Linked DNA regions of Homo sapiens: all the other regions are linked to region 3. The links are chromatin contacts, found by Hi-C or POLR2A ChIA-PET in ENCODE. All regions are on one chromosome and are shown on one strand. The core of a region is the stretch at or near the end of the contact, and the rest is flanking DNA. Distances in the headings are between cores, read along the strand shown.

What was found. Hi-C counts contacts between places; a loop is a spot of excess contacts on that map. ChIA-PET counts read pairs that join two places held with the same protein, here RNA polymerase II (POLR2A). Pooled maps may share reads with other maps.
Region 1: a loop to region 3 is called in a map of K562, with 6 times the contacts of the local background. The contact joins two enhancer-like sites. A Hi-C loop is called at or near these places in 5 of 168 maps with a recorded cell type or tissue (K562, OCI-LY7, breast epithelium and 2 more) and 8 of 50 pooled maps. POLR2A ChIA-PET finds 5 or more read pairs at or near these places in 2 of 52 experiments (BJ and activated CD8-positive, alpha-beta T cell).
Region 2: a loop to region 3 is called in a map of B cell, with 15 times the contacts of the local background. The contact joins two enhancer-like sites. A Hi-C loop is called at or near these places in 11 of 168 maps with a recorded cell type or tissue (B cell, cardiac septum, gastrocnemius medialis and 3 more), 12 of 37 single-sample maps with no recorded cell type and 19 of 50 pooled maps. POLR2A ChIA-PET finds 5 or more read pairs at or near these places in 2 of 52 experiments (CD4-positive, alpha-beta memory T cell and activated CD4-positive, alpha-beta T cell).

Annotation. Positions count from the first base shown.
Region 1 is chr6:14,475,750-14,478,449 of GRCh38, forward strand. All of the region lies in intron 1 of LOC101928331 (a long non-coding RNA gene), which reads left to right. Among named protein-coding and RNA genes, the nearest start is that of LINC01108, 190 kb to the left of the region's middle. Within about 2 kb of position 1,387, at least 11 of the 41 ENCODE cell types and tissues checked have a DNase peak (open chromatin) inside an H3K27ac peak, as active enhancers do; they include breast epithelium, where a contact is called at or near this core.
Region 2 is chr6:14,637,963-14,640,662 of GRCh38, forward strand. The region is part of intron 2 of LOC101928354 (a long non-coding RNA gene); the gene reads right to left. Among named protein-coding and RNA genes, the nearest start is that of LINC01108, 350 kb to the left of the region's middle. RefSeq lists an enhancer at 1,744-2,700 and a silencer at 2,236-2,530. Within about 2 kb of position 1,394, at least 12 of the 41 ENCODE cell types and tissues checked have a DNase peak (open chromatin) inside an H3K27ac peak, as active enhancers do; they include B cell, gastrocnemius medialis, heart left ventricle and 1 more, where a contact is called at or near this core.
Region 3 is chr6:14,209,701-14,212,400 of GRCh38, forward strand. No RefSeq gene overlaps it. Among named protein-coding and RNA genes, the nearest start is that of LINC01108, 74 kb to the right of the region's middle. RefSeq lists silencers at 135-184, 1,275-1,714 and an enhancer at 1,965-2,024. Within about 2 kb of position 1,416, at least 30 of the 41 ENCODE cell types and tissues checked have a DNase peak (open chromatin) inside an H3K27ac peak, as active enhancers do; they include B cell, breast epithelium, gastrocnemius medialis and 2 more, where a contact is called at or near this core.

The sequences.
Region 1 (2,700 bases), core at 137-2,636, 270 kb after region 3:
AGTGAGTATAGCTAAAGGAACTTATGGGTTGCAATATTAGACTAAGGAGCTTTTCTAGAAAGCATGAGGAATGTATGAAGTAACAGAAAACGAAAAGAAAAGGTAAGAAATATGGAGAATAAAGTAGAAGTGCCAATATTCAGATTATCAGACCTAGAAAGAGAGAAGGATTAGAAAATAGGAGGCTCTATGATTCTAAACCAAATTGCTCAAGGAATGTTTTTACCTCACTCCTGAACTGACAACAGGGGTGGGTTTCAGCACCTTCAATATCTATCTTTCCCATTCCTGCCAGTGGTGAGGAATTTGTCAACGAAATCAGGAAATCTGAATTCACCATCCCTGCTGGCTTTCCCTGAAGGAGGCCATTCTGTCCAGGTGAATAGCCAGTTACAGCATTTGGGGGTTTTTGCAGACAGAGTAACAGGGTGTAGAAATCAGAGGCACATAAAGGTTTGGGGAACGGGGCGGCAAACTGGTCTCCAGGATATTGTTAGCTATATGGAAACATGGACAGAACCAATGGGAAAGGGTGTTCTTTTAGATCTTTCAGTCAGAAAACTACAGCCAATGAGCCAGATCCAGTAGCCGCCTGTGTTTGTAAACCATCTTTTATTGGAACACAAGACACGCCCGTTCGTTTATTTATTGTCTGTGGTTGTTTTTGCCCTACGATGGCAGAGTCAAGTAGACAGAGACTGGATGGCCCACAAAGAGTACAAATTATTTACTATCTGGCCCTTTACAGAAAACGTTTGCTGACCTCAGACCTGGATTCATGCTTCTGGGTTAAAATCTGTCAGGGCATCCTGCTTGTCCCCTCATGCCTCCCTCCCTCCCACCGTGTCCACAAGGGACTCTTCCTCTACCCTAGCCCCCAACACTGGGCTCAGTCACTGGAATTCATCACTCATGGGTGGGCTCCCGGTGGGATGGTTAGCTCCTCTGCTTGCACCTGAGTAATTAGAAGGGTCGTTTCATATTCTTCTGTGTTCTCGGAGGTGCTGCCCACTTGTGCATTTGGGCAGGGAGGGCTCTGCTCCCTCAGTGGTGGTTGGAGTGAAGGAAGGATGAACCATAGACCAGAGGGTAGTTCCTTCGGCCGCAGGCAGCACTCACAGCTCACTTAATTTGCACAAAGCATACAGAGAGAACCTGACCTCTTGCTCAAGAAAGAAAGAAAGAAAATACAGCTGGAGCTGGGACTGGGAGGGAGAGAAAGGGCTCTCTTCTGGACAGGCAGCTGCTTGTGTTGCGTTGGAGTCCTCTGTCTGTACCTCCATCTGCCCTGGTGAGATAACATTTCACGATGAGAGCTGAGGAGGTGGCTCCCTCCCGCAGAGGTGCATGACTTGGCTGGAGTGTTTTGCTTCGCTGGCACACGTCTTCTCTTTTCAAGTTAGCTGAGCTCACACATCCCCCTTGCTTGTTTGCAAAGTCCATATGGGAGATGAAGGCGAGACAGTTTGACTAAGGGCAGAAGGAGGGAGTGAAGAGGAGGAAATGTGGGAGCGGGGATGCCTGGCCAGACCGAGCCTTCCTCAAATTAGGTCACTGTTTATATAAAAAGTTAAAATTAAACCGAGGACTATTTTCCAAGGTTTCTGACACTGGACATGGCTCTGTGCAGCATCCCTGGAATGCAGTGCAATAAACATCACAGAGCACATGACGTCACACTGAGGGAGAAGCCAGGGAATGTCACTAGCAATGAATCCCAGGCTCTACACAATTATGCTGGAGACAGACAACATCCTTGTTCTCTCTGACTCTTTCCTCTGAGTTTTCCTGCTGGCTTTTTCTGTTCTTCTAATTCTCACGTTTTTATCCACGAGGCAACCATGTCCCCTGAGAGTTACCACACACAGGGCTCTATGTTTCTGTTTGGCCAATAGCATAAAGCTCTTCAACAAAGCTTTGACCTTCCTTCTCCTTCCGACAAATTGTTACGGCCTTACCTTCTCACAGTGATTCCTCAACATGAAACAGCAAGGTAGGTTTCATTATCACCAATCTGCAGATGGAAAAAGCAGGCTCAGCGAGGTTCAAGGACTTCCTTAAAATCACAGAGCAAGACAGCGGCTGAGAGGCACTCAAAGCAAGGTGGTCTATGAGCTTCCCAGTATACCACACCACCCTTCTGACTGCCCTTGTCCTGGCACACCTCCGTAGGTTTGCCATGTTTAAGTGGCAATTAGAAGGGATGTTCCCTGAGGGAAGGGACTCCGGCATATGCCTTAATGCACCTGTGGTGTCCAGCACAGTGCTTGCTACATCATAGACATTCAAAAGTCCGTGTTCAGTGAAGATCCTTATATATGCCCGTTAGCCATGTGTTTGACTTTTTCTCTTGTAGTCTGGAAGGTCTTTGGAGGCCTGGGTTATGATTTTTCCTTAATATGGGGCCAAGTCAATAACCTCAACCTCTGCCTCCAAGAGATTTAAATGGAAATGAAACATTGAGTATAAGATGAACCCACCCGATCCACCAAGCAGTATTCTTTATATGGCTTCCCTAGTGTCAAAATACATCGCTTCAGGCCTGGCCATTGTTGACTCCATTGTTGACATCCTGTCTCCTTCTGGTAGTCAGATTCCTCTTCCATGTTTGAATTCTGTATCTATGTTTTTAAATAAGCCAGGAAACACTCACCCCGCCAGCTCCAAATTAGTTCTTCTTTTCATGCCTTTTCTGTTTCC
Region 2 (2,700 bases), core at 144-2,643, 430 kb after region 3:
ATTCACCTTCCCTGCAGTGTGATTGTTGGTTTACTTAGGAGGCCCTCATTGCTTCCTTCCCATCCAGTGGGAGACATTCAAATAGGATGCAACTCACAGCTCCCTTAGCCAGAATTGCAGTAATGATGATAATGGTAATGATGTTAATAATCCTATCCATGAAAAACAGGTAACTCCTTTTTAAAGAAGGATTTCTTGCTTATCACCTTCGGTCCTGAATCCCTGGATATACCTGGGTGCAGGCTTCTTGGGGCTCAACACATGTCTGGGAGGATGCCAAGATGGCAGAATGATGTCAGTTTCTCACGGGGTGCTGCTCCCTTAGATCTGTACCATGCTGCCTAATATACGTCAGTTGCATTGAAATGAAAAATGAATAGGAAGTAGATCTTGCTGCTAAAACATATGCATCAGAAAATCATTATGAGTATTAAATTACTGCAATAAAATGAACCAGAACTAATCTTGCAAATTAAGATCCAATAAATTTTTTTTCATGGCCACACCTTTTCTTAAAAAAAAAAAAAAAAGAAAGCAAAAGAAGATTTAGCTTAATAGTATTAAAATTGACTGTAAGGATTTTGAGCGTGACATGGAAAGAGTCGATCAAGAAATTTCCATATGACAAATAGATTTGCATTTTTGGAGGGTGGGGTTGGAGGTTGTCAGGAAGATGTTGAGAATACTGCCCCTGTGCCAATTGGTAAAATGATCAGTTTTTAAGCTGACATACCTATGTATTTTACATGTAAAATTTATGTATACATATTCCCCTTCCTCTTTTCTGCTCCCCACAAATCCCCCAACTTCCCACTCCTTAGATAAGGTTCTGCTGACACAAGAAACTAGTAAATTTCTAAATTTCTGACAACCTCGTATTTTTAGAAGAGATGCTGCTGTCGTTCAAATTAAATCTGAAGCTGTAAATAAACCTTTAGAGCTTTGCCTGTTCACTGGAATAACAGGATATCTCCCTCCACCCTCCAGCAGGAGAGAGACTGTAATTAGCTCATTGTCCGTGAATAGGCACAAAAGAGGCGGTGCTCCCCATACTGGCTCCCTTTCAACAGCAGATCTTGGGGCAGATGTTAATTCATTAAGTGAGTAACTTCCACCATCTCCCAGGAACACCAGGGAGCCCGACTCCCCGTTCCAAAAGGGACACTGAGGAACAACATGAAATACTCTGGCCAAGGACTCACAGAAAGGGTACTCGGAGAAGAAAAAAAACCACCACCAGGATTCACCTCCCTGCTGCAGCCTGCTTCCTGGCGCTGGTTTTGGCAGCCCATCCCGGGGCTGCTCTGTGACACCCGGGGAACCAAACTATTTATAGCCACGCAGTCATTATAAACAAAGCTGTTTATAACATCGAACCTTGGCCCTGCATGAGTTAAAACTCTAGACTGGCAGCTATAAATAACTCTGTTATGCGCTCGAGTGTGACTATTGACTGATACTTCCTCAAATTGTGACAAATAATGACAAGTTTGTTTGACAAACATCCCACTGACATTCATCTGATTTTGAATAAGTGGTGCTGCTTTCTTAATTTGGTCCCTGAGGCCCAGGACTTCAGGAACTTTCTTTATTCTTTCTCTCTCTCACCTCCCGCATCAGGAAACTGTCCTGTGTGTAGTTGTTTTTTCCCCTAATCAACTGGAAGGGATTTGGGGCCATCTAAGGGGAAGCTTATTAAATCCACTGTTTCTCTCTTGGGATAATTCTGCTGTAGGGGCTTTGCAAGGGTCTGGGGAGTTTTGTTAATGACAGAAGGAGGGAGGGGTAGAAAAATGTGGGCCAGGCTGTGGTGGTAGGTAACACAAGGTGGAAAGGGGAAAGCAGAATTTAACATCAGACTGACTGGAATGTCAGTGTTTAAGGGGGACCAGAAATGTAGAAATTTGAGAAGTAGTTCACACTGAATCGATGAAAGACAAGATTCTGGATGGAGGGATTTACCCCCCAGGGCTTCTGGTCTGAGAGATCTTGTAGATCCAAGATTGGGGTCCCCAAGGCTCGGGTTCTCTTTCGAGGCCAGCTGATATTAACATACGTCATGAGTGACGTGAGATTCTAGAGCTCTCAGGGACCTATGAAATGGTCTGTTACTCGGTCATTTCACAGGTCAAAAAGCTGAGGCCACAGGGGCTCCCAGGACTCTTTAGAGCAGAGCTAGACTAGAACTCAGCTGTCTGGACTCCTGGCTAGAAGCTTTATCTTTCATCAGGAAATTAATTAACATGTGAAAAGCATGTGGAATTGTCCCTGGCCTGTGTTGACTGTTTTACAGGAGCACACCATTCACACCATCCAGGTTGCACATCTTTTCTGTCTCTATTAACTCTATTTGCACGGTCTCACACAGCGCCCACCGTCTCCAATCCCTCCTATGCAGAGCTTTCGCAGCAATCTTGCGAATATGCAAAACTGCTGCTCACTGGTCAGCCCACTCCCAGACCAAGCTGGGAGCGCAGTAAGAAGACCTGACTCAGGATCCTGCAAAGGCAGAGGTGGCACCTGAGAGCAAGTCTCCTTAAGTTTTGTGCCCTAGGCCCCTCACGTGACTCACCCTAGTCCCACCCACACTTACCCAAATAAACATCTCCCAACTGGTTTGCATGTCTGCAAAAATTACTGCAGACATCTCACCCTTGCTGACAAAGTCCTCAATCCCTGGTCCCTCCCACTTCTCCTGCC
Region 3 (2,700 bases), core at 166-2,665:
GGAGGCGGAGGTTGCAGTAGGCCAAGATTGCACCATTGCACTCCAACCTGAGCAAAAAGAGCGAAACTCCATCTCAAAAAAAAGGAAGTAAGGGAAGTAAGTAACTCAGCTGGCAGGGTCTGAATCAGAGTGGATCACTTTCTCTGAGCTGCCCTGGCACAGCCCAATTGTACCTATGTCTCAGGCATGGTCCCCAGTGTCAGCAGACACACTGATCCTGGTGGAGGGAAGTGCACATCGTGCAAGGCATTCCCATAAGCCACCGGACAGGTGTTCAACTGCCCTCTGGGTAGCCTGACCCTGAATGAGTTTAAATAGAAACAAATAAAACCTAGGATCAGAAGGTTCTTATATTGTACTTAAAGTGGTTAGCATTTGTAGTAGGTTATCAAAGAATATTGTACAACATCTTTCCCTAGGGAACTTTAAGAATAGGATGGCTAGATCCTGCAGTCTGAGATATTTTTGTCTCTATAATAACACCTTAGCACGGTATCACAGCTTATAGTACGTGCCTCGAGGCCAGGCATGGATTAGATACCCTTCTGAGGCCATCTGCTCCCTGGATTTGTTTCAAAGGAATGAAACACGAGGTGGAAAGGGAGAGAGATAGAGAGCTAGAGAGAGAGGAGAGAAAGAGAGACCGATCCACGGACCCTATTAACAGGGTGAAATCTGCCTAAACTAGGAAGCCAGAGGAGTAAGACCCTGATGGAAACCACGCTTGCCTGTCGGTCCTGATTTTGCCCCAGTCCTTCAATACGCCTCTCACGGTTTGTGCTACGGTCTTCTGTGCGTTCAGGGGTGGGCTGGTTTATGTCAACATAGTGGGTTTACTGTAAAAATCATTATTGGTACTTTTGGATGTGGCTTTTCTATTTAAAATAATTAAAACCAACGAAGCTTTTTCTTTCTGACCCAATTCCTGGCTGTCCTCTGCTTTGGTGTCTTCAGGCCAACCCTGGGCTCTGGGAAGCTCTAAGGATGGAGCCTGTCTCCTCCACCTGCTACACGCAGGGCAAGAGGGCCAATGCGCACCCCGCCACGGCCAGGAGCCTCATTATTCTTTTTGTTTTAATTCCCCTGTGTGGATCCAAATGGCAGTCCCAGGCCCATGGATAAGCAACAAGTGGCTGGAGGAGGGACAAATCGGGCTCTCCGCGTCGCTCCCCGCCTGCTTCCTACCCGCGCCGCCGCCCACTGCCCCGTACAGGGGTCGCAGCCGTGGAGCGTGGGAATGGGACAGTCCCATTTTACAGCTCTCGTTCATCCCGCCTGCGGCAGGCGGCTCCTGACAGGGAAGAGCAAGCTTTCTGGACTTCCCCACCCGCGGTCCCACCGGGCCCGTGGCGCGCCCACGCCTCCTCCCGGGCCCCTTACCTCCCGCGCGCGGCGGGCGCACGCACCACCTGACTCGCGTTCTCATTGGCTGCTGCCTGTTGCTAACCCACGTGACCGGAGCCGCGCGCCCCGCCCCCGCGGGCTCCCGCTCGGCCGGCGCGTTCCTGCGGGCGTTCGCTGGCCGGCGTCGGGCTCCGAGCCGCGGGTCGCTCGCCTCGCCGGCTTCGCCCCGCCGCGCCGCTGCCGCCGATGCCCACAAGGTGGCAGTGCCGCGCTGCGTGTCCCGTCGCCCGGGTCCGCGCGAGCCGCGCCAGGCGGCCGGTGCCAGCGCAGCCTCCCGCAAAAGTTTCCCTGCTCCGGAACGGACCGGGGCATCGCACTCTCCTGGCGGGCTGGTGACAGTCCTCCCGTTCTCGGGTTGCCTCGGGGCGATTTGCACTTCACAGCCCCGCTGGCGTCTCCTGGCGTCCCGAACTTGGGGCCTGTCACTGAGGCAAGTCGATGTTTTCAGGAGTGTTTTGTTTTGTTTTGTTTTAGGATCTGTACGCTAATAATTGATCCTAAAGAGGCAGGCAGACACCCCGACAGCGACACCTCGTCTCTCTTCTGGGCGTCCGGCTGAGCTTGCCTCACTGCAGAAGCAACCGATAGCTTCCCTTTGCGCTGGTGGAAGACACAAGCCAGCAGCCCTTCGGAGGGGCCTCCCCGCACGCGCCTCTTGGGATCCTGACTTGCTTAGGAAGAGGAGGGCACGGGGAGCCTCCTGCTCTGCAGCTGTCCCCAGGATGCCCTTAATTCCCGGGACAGGAGAGATAAGCTCGTCTGACCTCAGTTGACCTCGCCGCAGGCGCCAGGCGTCCTCATTTACTGCGAGGCATTGGGGAGTCTACTTTTCTCTCTGCTCCCTGGGATTTTTTTCCTTACGTCACTTTTTTCCTTGTTGGCTTGTAGCTGGTCTGATGTCCCCTTACTGCTATCTAAACCGCCCCCCTCTACTCCCTGCTCCCACCTAGGCACGCGTTTGCCACTCTCCATTTTTCCTTTAAAGAAAACGTTCTGAGAGCCCTTTGAACCCAGCTGACCCTGGGAAAGGGCAGGTCCGTGGATGTGAAGGCAAGTCCAGCAACTGGGGCTGCACTTACCTACATGTGAAAAGGAAAGAGAAACACACCTTGCCTGCCCATTGTCTACACCACGAAGCCCGGATTCCATTCCCTGGTAGTCAGGCCTTTCACACTGGGCTGCCCTCCAGGTAATATCCAAAGATGCCCCCAGCCTACTCCAGCCCCTAACAGGACACTCAAAGGGACTCTGTGTTCGTGACTGCTGGAATTTCTGCTGAGACCCCAACACAGAACA